2 separate regions of the Homo sapiens genome follow, and region 2 is linked to region 1. A link is an interaction called in ENCODE POLR2A ChIA-PET data of the cell type or tissue named here. Cell type or tissue: A673. All regions are shown on one strand. Links, peaks and the distances in the headings refer to the core of each region. The heading gives the core; the rest is flanking DNA. Region 1 holds the start of RSPH9 (radial spoke head component 9). Region 2 overlaps XPO5 (exportin 5).

The links. Peaks named below come from ENCODE experiments on the same cell type or tissue, not always from the same donor. Only the 100,000 strongest peaks of a DNase experiment are listed, where the experiment ranks them.
Region 2: POLR2A ChIA-PET joins it to region 1 with 5 read pairs; 12 of 35 experiments call an interaction of 5 or more read pairs at or near these places.

What each region holds. Positions count from the first base shown.
Region 1 is chr6:43,642,483-43,647,857 of GRCh38, forward strand. It overlaps RSPH9 (radial spoke head component 9), which reads left to right and starts at 2,554. Exons shown (of 5, transcript NM_152732.5): 1 at 2,554-2,843. The coding sequence starts at 2,617. RefSeq lists a silencer at 1,973-2,161. In A673, for the core only: no CTCF peak of the experiment used is centred there; a DNase peak (open chromatin) is centred at 3,119.
Region 2 is chr6:43,567,784-43,573,158 of GRCh38, forward strand. It overlaps XPO5 (exportin 5), which reads right to left. Exons shown (of 32, transcript NM_020750.3): 3 at 4,723-4,795; 4 at 3,074-3,211; 5 at 2,719-2,901; 6 at 928-954. Among named protein-coding and RNA genes, the nearest start is that of XPO5, 5.6 kb to the right of the region's middle. RefSeq lists an enhancer at 3,533-3,582. In A673, for the core only: no CTCF peak of the experiment used is centred there; no DNase peak of the experiment used is centred there; H3K27ac peaks cover 1,724 bases.

The sequences.
Region 1 (5,375 bases), core at 376-5,375:
ATATGTACTGTTTTAAGCACTTACATTATCTAACCCTAACAACTTTGCAGTGCATGAATTATTGTCCCCATTTTATAGATGAGGCCAGGGGAAATTGAGCAGCTTGCCTAAGTGGTGAAACTTGGATTCGCCTACATTACTGCACATCCTATGTGGTTTTACTCTGAAATATTTAGCCAGGATTTGCCTTGCCAAAGGTATTAGCATCAGGAAGCTGTAAGATTCTCCTCTCTGGCTTCAGATTCTGGTGTCTGCCATGGAGCCTGCAATAGGTGCTAAGTATGAAATCAGTGAAAGCAAAATGCCTGGGCTCTTTTCTGTGCTATGACCACTTGAAGCATATTCTGCTGTAGCAGGACAAGCTGCAGACAAAACCCCTCAGACACCGAGTTACAGAAGGAAGCAGTTTATTCGGCCGGGAGTGTCGGTAAGACTCCTGTCTCAAGAGCTGAGCTCCCCGAGTGAGCAATTCCTGTCCCTTTTAAGGGCTCACAACTCTAAGGGGGTGCGCGTGACAGAGTCGTGATTGATTGAGCAAGCAGCGGGTACGTGACGGGGGGCTGCATGCACCAGTAATTAGATCGGAACAAAACAGGATAGGGATTTTCACAGTGCTTTTCTATACAATGTCTGTAATCTATAGATAACCGATTAGGTCAGGGGTCGATCTTTAACTACCAGGCCCGGGGCGCGGTGCTGGGCTGTCTGCCCGTGGATTTCATTTCTGCCTTTTAGTTTTTACTTCTTTGTAGGCAGAAATTGGCATAAGACAATATGAGGGGTGGTCTCCTCCCTTACTGCCAGCCAGAATTTTGACTGTTTTTCTGTTTAATGCTATTATAGAAGAGAGATTGAGCCGTATCTCCCGCTCAGGGAAAGGAAAGGCTGAGAGGTCTGCCTAAAGGGAGTGGGGGTGGTTGTGAACAAGAGAGCCATAAATTGTTTTGAGATAACACATTAAGCCAAATCAACTCCCTCAAATACTAATTTTATTTATTTATTTAGTTAGTTAGTTGTATTTTTTGAGACAGGCTCGCTCTGTTGCCCAGGCTGCAGTGCGGTAGCATGATCTTGGCTCACTGCAATCTCTGCCTCCCAGGTTCAAGCCATTCTCCTGCCCCAGCCTCCCGAGTAGCTGGGATTACAGCTGTGGGCCACCAAGCCCGGCTGTTTTGTATTTTTAGTAGAGACAGGGTTTCACCATGTTGGTCAGGCTGATCTCATAACAATGCCTTCCTAAACAATGCCTAAGCCTGGGCGTGGTGGTTCACACCTGTAATCCCAGCACTTTGGGAGGCTCAGGTGAGTGGATCACTTGAGCTCGGAGTTCAACACCAGCCTGGCCAACATGGCAAAACCCCGTCTCTACTAAAAATACAAAAAATATTGGGTGTGGTGGCACACACCTGTAGTCCCAGCTACCTGGGGGGCTGAGGTGGGAAGATCACTTGAGCCCAGGAGGTTGAGGCTGCAGTGAGCTGAGATCACACACCACTACACTCCAGCCTGGGTGACAAAGTGAGACCCTGTCTCAACCCCCGAAAACCAACAATGCCCAGACAATCAAAAAAGTAATTATCTGGGTTATTTACACACTTATTTATCAGCTGGGGCCCAGGTCATTCTGATTTCCTGAGTGCTCTTCAAAGGAATCCAGAAATGAAAATATCAACTAGCAACATTAACGATAAAGCCCATCTCCTGTGGCAACAAGCTTGCTGAGGAACCTGTTTGTTTGTCCTTGGCTGGGGACTCAAGAAGTGAATGTGGAGAAGTGATCTAGCCCAGGGAGTGAAGCTCCAGTTGCAGTGAGGTTCTGGCCTTTCATCTCTTGCTACCATTTGGATCTAAAAACAACAGTTGGTGGTAGTTGGTAGTTGATGAGAAAGGTGGTAGTTGATGAGAAAGTGTAGTCTATAAAAGTCCCCCTTTTTGTATCTCTCTCCTCACCCTCCTTTCCCAAGGTGTTACCCTATACCTTGCCCCCATTGCCTAGATTTTCATTTGTCACTTAGAATATTTCTATGGAAAGGGTAGATAAAGAAGACAGCTGGTGAAGATGGAAGAGAATGGATGGACCTCATTCTGTAAGACCTGGCTTGGGGTGGGGTGCGGGTGGAGGTAGTCGGGTTGACAGAATCTTAATTAGAGCCAGGAGGAATCTCAAATTCTTCACAGATCATTCTGAGGTCAAGAAGTGACATGACTGGGGTGAAATAGTACAGTTAGTGTCAGTGTTGGGGTTTTGTATTGTTTTCTTTCCAGACCCCAGGTCCATATACAGTAAAGACTCTAAATGTCGACTATGTGAAAGGGCTCAGGGAAGGCCAAATATCTATGGAAAAAGGCTGGGTTTGGACTTACAACCCCAACTGTAGCCTAACTGTAGGGGAAGCCATACTGTGGCCGTGGCAACTGAAGACATCCCGTCCCAAACTCTGGAAAGGATGAGGGAGGGGGCTGATGCCTAGGCCTCCGTGGGGAGGAGGTCTGGGCGGTAGGCGGTGGGGTGGGTGGAACCTAGCGTCCAGCTAGGCGGAAGGGCGGAGCTTCAGGTCTCCATGGAGGCGGCTTCTCCTAGCAACTCGACGGGCGTTGAGCGGAGCCGCTGACCTGATGGACGCCGACAGCCTCCTGCTGTCTCTGGAGCTGGCGTCCGGCAGTGGGCAGGGCCTCAGCCCGGACCGTCGGGCCTCGCTGCTCACGTCTCTTATGCTGGTTAAGCGCGACTACCGCTATGATCGGGTTCTCTTCTGGGGCCGCATCCTTGGCCTCGTCGCCGATTACTACATCGCGCAGGGCCTGAGTGAGGACCAGCTCGCACCGCGCAAGACGCTCTATAGGTGAGGAGGCCCCCGGGACGGGCTCCCCAGAGGGTGGCTACCTGGAGGCAGGGCGGGGTGGGCGGGTCGCAGCAATTGAAAGGGGCGGGGCCCATGGGGCCAAGGGAGGTGTGGGCGGGATCTGAGATGAGTGGAATGGGGGAGACCCTGGGGGGCGGGCCTGGGGACGGTCAAGAGGTGGTTGAGGGAAAGGGCGGGGATGGGGATGTCTCGGAATCTGAGGCTAGGGCGGAGCCTGAGAGGGCGGGGCAATGGACGGGCGATGTCCCCCGGAGGGCGGGGCCTTGCGAGAGCTTGTTCTCCGCCTGAGGAGGCCAAGAGAAACTTACATGCGGATGGGTTTATAAGAGAGACAGGGCCAAGAACGCAGGTGAAGCAGTGGGAAGGTTTCTGGAAAATGCGGACCTGGAGAAGAAGCCAGGTTCCAGCCAAGTGCTGGGCCTGGCTCAGTTTGGAGAAGGCTCAGTTTGGAGAAGAGTCAGACGCCAGAGGGAGAGGGTGGTGCTCTTTGATAGAGGTATCTGCTCTGGAGCTGGAGGCGCTTTTGGAAATAGAGAACGAATGCGGAATGGGGAGAGAGCTGGGGAAAATTCCCTGGTCACTACCATACAGGACCATCCAGCTATTTATTTATTTATTTTTGTTTTGAGGCAGAGTCTTGCTCTGTCACCCAGGCTGGAGTGCAGTGTCGCTATCTTGGTTCACTGCAACCTCCGCCTCCCGGATTCAAGCGATTTTCCTGCCTCAGCCTCCCAAATAGCTGGGATTACAGGCACGTGCCACCACACCTGGCTATTTATTTATTATTATTATTATTATTATTTTAGACGGAGTCTCGCTCTGTCGCCCAGGCTGGAGTGCAGTGGCTCGATCTCGGCTCACTGCAAGCTCCGCCTCCTGGGTTCACGCCATTCTCCTCCCTCAGCCTCCCGAGTGGCTGGGACTACAGGCGCCCGCCACCATGCCCGGTTAATTTTTTTTTGTATTTTTAGTAGAGACGGGGTTTCACCGTGTTAGCTAGGATGGTCTCGATCTCCTGACCTCGTGATCCGTCCGCCTCAGCCTCCCAAAGTGCTGGGATCACCCACCGCGCTTGGCAATTATTTATTTATTTATTATTTTTGTAATTTTAATAGAGACAGGGTTTCACTATGCTGGTTAGGCTGGTCTCGAACTCCTGGCCTCAAGTAATCCACCCGCCTCGGCCTCCCAAAGTGCTGGGATTACAGGCGTGAGCCACCATGCCCGGCCAGCCTCTTTTTGACTAAAGGGGAGCTTACTACCTTACAAAGCAGTCCATTCGGCCAGCCTGGGCAATATAGCAAGACCTCATCACTACAAAAAAAAAAAAAAAAGGCAGGGTGTGGTGGCTCACGCCTTTAATCCCAGCACTTTGGGAGGCAGAGTTGGGCGGATCACGAGGTCAGGAGATTGAGACCATCCTGGCTAACGCGGTGAAACACTACTGAAAATACGAAAAATTAGACGGGCGTGGTGGCGGGCGCCTGTAGTCCTAGCTACTCGGGAGGCTGAGGCAGAAGAATCACTTGAATCTGGGAGGCGGAGGTTGCAGTGAGCTGGCATCATGCCACGCACTCCAGCCTGGGTGACAGAGTGAGACTCCGTCTCAAAAAAAAAAAAAGAAAAAAAAAAAGGAAAATTTGCAGGGCATGGTGGTGCATACCTGTAGTCCCAGCTACTCGGTAGGCTGAGGTGGGAGGATTGCGCCCGAGAGTTCAAAGCTGCAGTTAACTATGGATCACTACTGCGCTCCAGCCTGGTGACAGAGCGAGACCCTGTCTCAAAACAAATAAATAAATAAATAAACAAACTTTAAAAATAAATAGGCCAGCAACGGCCTATTTATTTAGGGAACAGTTAGACAAACTTGTTGGCTGGGGAAGTCTCAGAGTGTTTGGGAGAACAGTAGTATGATGTTGTGTAGAACTGGTTCTAGAGGCAAAAGGATATGGGTCTTTGTTCATAGGCCATGAGGAGCTACTGAGGGGCTTGCAAGAAGAGCCTGCTCCGATCAGAGTGGGCAAAATGGCCTGAAAGTGTGGTGAGCACTGTGGTTAGGAGTCCATTGTAGTGTCCATATGAATGAGGCCTGAAAGGAAGAGGTATCCGAGGGAATGCAGAGGAGGTGATGGGTTGGAAAGATTTAAGTGCTAGAATTGTCAGGACATGTAACTCATTGAATAAGGATGGTTATAAAGGAGAGGTTAAGGCTGACCCCTCCTAGCTTAGGCAGCTGAGTAAGTTAAGTACCAGCACCACTCAGTAGGAGAGAATTCAGGGGCAGGACTAGGGAAGACATAGTGAATTTGATGTGAGGTGCCTGAGTTACAAGGTGTTAAGAAGGTATATTAAAGTACAGATGTAGAATACAGAAGAAAAAGTTGAACTGAAGATAGAGATTTGGGATTCATTTCATTTTATTCTATAAGCATCTGCTGAGCACCTACTATGTGCTACCATGTGCTAGGCATTGATTTAGGCACCAGGAGTTCAGTGGTAAATGAAATCCTT
Region 2 (5,375 bases), core at 241-5,240, 75 kb before region 1:
AAAAATTAGCCAGGCATGATGGTGTGCATCTATAGTCCCAGCTACTCATGAGGTTGAGGTAAGGCTCACTTGAAGCCTGGAGGCTGAAGCTGCAGTGAGCCACGTTTGCGTCACTGTACTCTAGCCTGGGTGACAAAGTAAGACCCTGTGTCAAAAAAAAAAAAAAAAAGTAAGTCTGTTTTTGTTTTTTTTTTTTACTTCCCTTCAACCATAGCTCAGTGATCAAAAACAGAACAAAGGACAGGCTGGGCATGGTGGCTCACACCTGTAATCCCAGCACTTTGGGAAGCTGAGGAGGGCGGATGATGAGGTCAGGAGATTGAGACTATCCTGGCTAACATGGTGAAACCCCGTCTCTACTAAAAATACAAAAAATTAGCTGGGTGTGGTGGCGGGCACCTGTAGTCCCAGCTACTCGGGAGGCCAGGCAGGAGAATGGCGTGAACCCAGGAGGCAGAGCTTGCAGTGAGCCGAGATCGCGCCACTGCACTCCAGCCTGGGCAAGTGAGCGAGACTCCGTCTCAAAAACAAAAACAAAAACAAACAAAAAAAACAAACGACAGATGCAGTGGCCCACAGTCACTTCAGGAGGTCGAGGCTGGAGGATCACTTGAAGCCAGGGGTTTGACACCGGCCTAGGCAACACACTGAGACCCTGTTTCTATAGAAAGTATTAGCTGGGCATGGTGGTGCGCACCTATATTCCCAGCTACTCATGAAGTTGAGGTGAGAGGATCACTTGAGCTGGGGAGGTCATGGCTGCAGTGAGCTGAGACCACACAACTGCACTCCAGCCTGGGCAACAGTAAGACCTGTCTCCAAAACAATACAACACAAGCAAGGCTGAGGTCACCATCCACTAGGGGCACGTATCCCCTCACCTGAAAGGTTCAAAGGTCTCCTTCAAACTTTATAAAGAGCTCTTACCTTTGACTCCTGAGAAGTATCTGTCTTCTGAAAGGAAGTATAAAGATCCAGTGTTTTTAATGAGCAAAAGGCCACATAATAACTTTCTACCCCCCACAAATCAATGCCCTTGAATAATGATTCTTAAATATATGCAATTTTTCATCTTGGAAAATAACACAACTTTACTAAGCACGCATAACTGATATTCCCCTAGGGAGAACAAGTAAAGTCAGAAGCATAATTAAATGAATACAATTCATGAACATGTATGTATAGCCTAAGTATATGAAAACCATGTACTCAAAAATACTGGATGTTGGCCAGGCGTGGTGGCTCACGCCTGTAATCCCAGCAGTCTGGGAGGCCAAGGCAGGTGGATCACCTGAGGTCAGGAGTTTGAGACCAGTCTGGCCAACATGGTGAAACCCCATCTCTACTAAAATTACAAAAATTAGCCGGTGTGCTGGCGCATGCCTGTAATCCCAGCTACTTGGGAAGCTGAGGCAGAAGAATCACTCGAACCCGGGAGGCAGAGGTTGCAGTGAACCAAGATTGCACTACTGCACTCCAGCCTGGGCAACAAAAGTGAAACTCCGTCTCAAAAAAAAAAAAACAACAAAAAAAAATACATATATATATGATGTTAAATACATCAGAATAGTGGCTATTCAGTGAATATACAAATATGGTTGATTTTTATCCTTATATTTCAAATCCATACAAAGGCACATAATGTTAACTTACAAGCATACAAAATTAGGCCAGGCGCGGTGGCTCACGCCTACCATCCCAGCACTTTGGAAGACCAAGGCAGGCGGATTATTTGAGGTCAGGAGTTCAAGACCAGCCTGACCAACATGGTGAAACACCATCTCTACTAAAATACAAAAATTAGACGGGCATGGTGGCAGGCACCGGTAATCTCAGCTACCCGGGAGGCTGAGGCAGGAGAATCGCTTGAACCCAGGAGGCGGAGGTTGCAGTGAGCCGAGATTGTGCCACTGCACTCCAGCATGGGTGACAGAGTGAGACTCCCTCTCCAAAAAAAAAAAAAAAATTAGTATTTTCCTAAAGAACTTCTGAAAATAAAATTAAGAATAACACCTAGGGCTGGGCTCGGTGGCTCACACCTATAATCTCAGCACTTTGGGAGAGCAAGGTGGGTAGACCACCTGAGGTCAGGAGTTTGAGACTAGCCTTGCTAACACAGCGAAACTCCATCTCTACTAAAAATACAAAAATTAGCCAGGTGTGGTGGCACATGCCTGTAATCCCAGGAGGTGGAGGCTGCAGTAAGCCGAGATCCCTATCTTTTTTTTTTTTTTTTTTTTTTTTTTTAAAAAAGGCCAGGTGCCGTGGCTCACACCTATAATCCCAGCACTTTGGGAGGCGGGCGGATCATGAGGTCAGGAGATCAAGACCTTCCTGGCTAACATAGTGAAACCCCGTCTCTACTAGAAATACAAAAAATCAGCCGGGCCTGGTGGCGGGCGCCTGTAGTCCCAGCTACTTGGGAGGTTGAGGCAGGAGAATCGCTTGAACCTGGGAGGCAGAGGTTGCAGTGAGCCGGGATCACACCACTGCACTCCAGCCTAGGTGACAGAGCGAGCCTCCGTCTCAAAAAAAAAAAAAAAAAAAAAAGAAAGAAAATGAGCTCCAGTTTTTCTGTCATTTCCTAGTTTTTTATTTTTTTGCTTATAAAATAGGATTTCATTTTGCTGACCTAGACACCCTAGTTCCTTACTGTAAGATTAATCAAAAACACTCATATTGGAAAATAGAAATGTTATAGGTAGGGGTATCCCTTACCACTTGCTGATACTTGTTTACATTTTCTTGAAGTGTGTTAAGCAGAAAACTGAAGATCCTTTCCATGTTCTGGGTTAATGTTTGCTGGATGTCCCTTCTTCTTTGAGGGGGAAGTGTCTGAAAAGTCACTACATCCTCTGCCAGTCGCAAAAGGATAAACATCACCAATTCTGTCTGTGTTTCCTACACCAATAGAAATAAGCTAGTTAAAAACTAAAATATCTTTTCATTTTATGTATATCCAAAGGCTATTTTCTGTTGCCAAAAAAAAAAACCCACAAACAAAATCAAACAACAAACCCTGAAGTTTGTTCCAAGGAAAAGTATACCAAACTGATATAGCTGTGTTTCATACCCCTTGTTTGGAAAGAGTGTCCAATTCTATTAGCATGTCAGGCCAATGCTGTGGCCACTCTCGCTTGATCATTTCCACTACAATTCGAGACAGAGCATCTTTAATATGGTTCTCCTCTTCCAAAATGTTCAATGTTCCCTGAAAAAGAACAAGAGATATTAAGAGATATGCAAGACTGGATTCCAGACTTCCAGAAAAAAGCTGGGCTGTAGAGTTGTAAAAAATTTATCAGCAGGCCTACTTTTAAACCAAACAGAACAAATGAACCTGTTCTTCAGCCTGAGTCACTTGTCCTGCATTCTTGCTAATCACTCTTCCGCTTAAAGCTTAAGTGAGGGTTGCATCACCTAAAAGGCTGTCATATCGAGAGCTAGGATGACATCATTATTCTTTACAAAATGAAAAGATTCTCATATTGATTGTTTCAGTTTGCAGAAGGCCAGGGAGGAAGAGTATAGAAATAAGGAGTATAGTGAGTAGCTGGTAAAATGGAAGGGTATGAAGGGGCAAATGAATATTTTACCAATAGTTCTAACACTAGAAGACGCAGAAGTATTAGAAGATCCCATCTCTCATGTCTGTTATTTAAAAAAAACCAAGAAAGAAAAAAGGCTACAATTTTGAACATGTTTAAAGTCATATTCTGTTTTGTGTTTAAAGAGACAGTCATCCAGTCATCACACCTGTAATCTCAGCATTTTGGAAAGCCAAGGTGGGAGGATTGCTTGAGGCCAGGGGTTTGAGACCAGACTAGCCTGGGAAACACAGTGAGACCCTGTCTCTCTAAAAACCAAAAACAAAATTAGCTGGGCATGGTACCACATGCCTATAATCCCAGCTACTTGGGAGGCTAAGGCGAGAAGATCACTTGAGCCCAGGAGTTCGAGGCTGCAGTGAGCTATGATCATGCTAATGCAATCCAGCCGGAGCAACAGAGACTCTGTCTCAAAAAAAAAAAAAAGTCATATTCTAATACTTGAAACAAATTCATTCTGCATACTTAAAATTCTGCATGTTTTTCATCATTAGTATCACATAGTAGTTGTTTGGAATAAAAGAAAATAGTGTTTCAATCTAATTTAGATCTAAGAATCTTATTGATTTGTTGAAAATATTTAATCCCCTCTGCCCTGTCTTTATAATTTAAAAAATAGAAGTCAATACATAAGCATGATTAATTAAACCTAGTAAGAGACATATGCTGAATTATGCTTTCTGCTTTTGTTTTGTTTTGTTTTTGAGATAGGGTCTTGCTCTGTTGCACAGGCTGGAGTGCCATGGCACCATCACAGCTCACTGCAGCCTGGACCTCCTGGGCTCAGAAAATCCTCCCACCTCAGCCTCCTGAGTAGCTGGGCCACAGGCATGCGCCACCACGCTCAGCTAATTTTTGCATTTTTGGTAGAGATGGGGTCTCACTGCATTGCCCAAGCTGCTCTCGAATTCTTAGATGCAGGTGATCCTCTTACCTTGGCTTCCCAAAGCGCTAGAATTACAGGTGTGAGTCACTGTGCCTGGCCTAAATTATGATTTCTTGTGCTGTCTGACCTATTTAGAAGCAGTGAATTTTTACACAAACTCCCTATTGAAGAAGTCACGCTTTGCCTAAACTACCTTGGAAACATGTCTCCCAACCACCCATTCCTTACATTTGCAATCAGCTCCATGACACTGTTCTTCAGATACACCTTCTCCAATCGAGACATGCCGTTCCACCGAAACCTGACCACCAAAATGCATAAAGTCAATAGAACCACTTTAGAAGTCTTGTCTTTACAAGAGAATAGCATGGATTTCTACATTTGATTACACTGGAGATTTCATTAAGAAATTATACTTTTGATTTTGTACCTGTCAATGAATGGGCAAAAATGATCTACATTTAACCAAAATACTAACACAAAAATTCTTGGGAAAAGGTTTTATATATGCAGTGGTCCATTAACTGGAATCCGCACAAGATTTGTACCACACGTCAGCTTTGCCTCATGATTTTATTGATGGGCCAAAAGTGAATATACATCTAGGTCAACTGCAACAATGTACTTGCTTTTCAGAAAATGCAGTTTTGACATCAGTCATTTTCTGTGCTGGCTTACAAAACAATTCTGGAAAAACTATGGCTAAGTCTTAAAGGCTACCTCTTCTGATAGGTGTTGAGGGTAGGACAATCAAGTTAGGATGGGTTTTCAGTTATTCTCATACAATCCTGCTTTGGATGTACCACCCAGAGAAGGCACACAAACTCAGAAAGACAGAGAGAAAAAAGAAAGCCACAGTGCCTAATCAGAGATTCATTGAC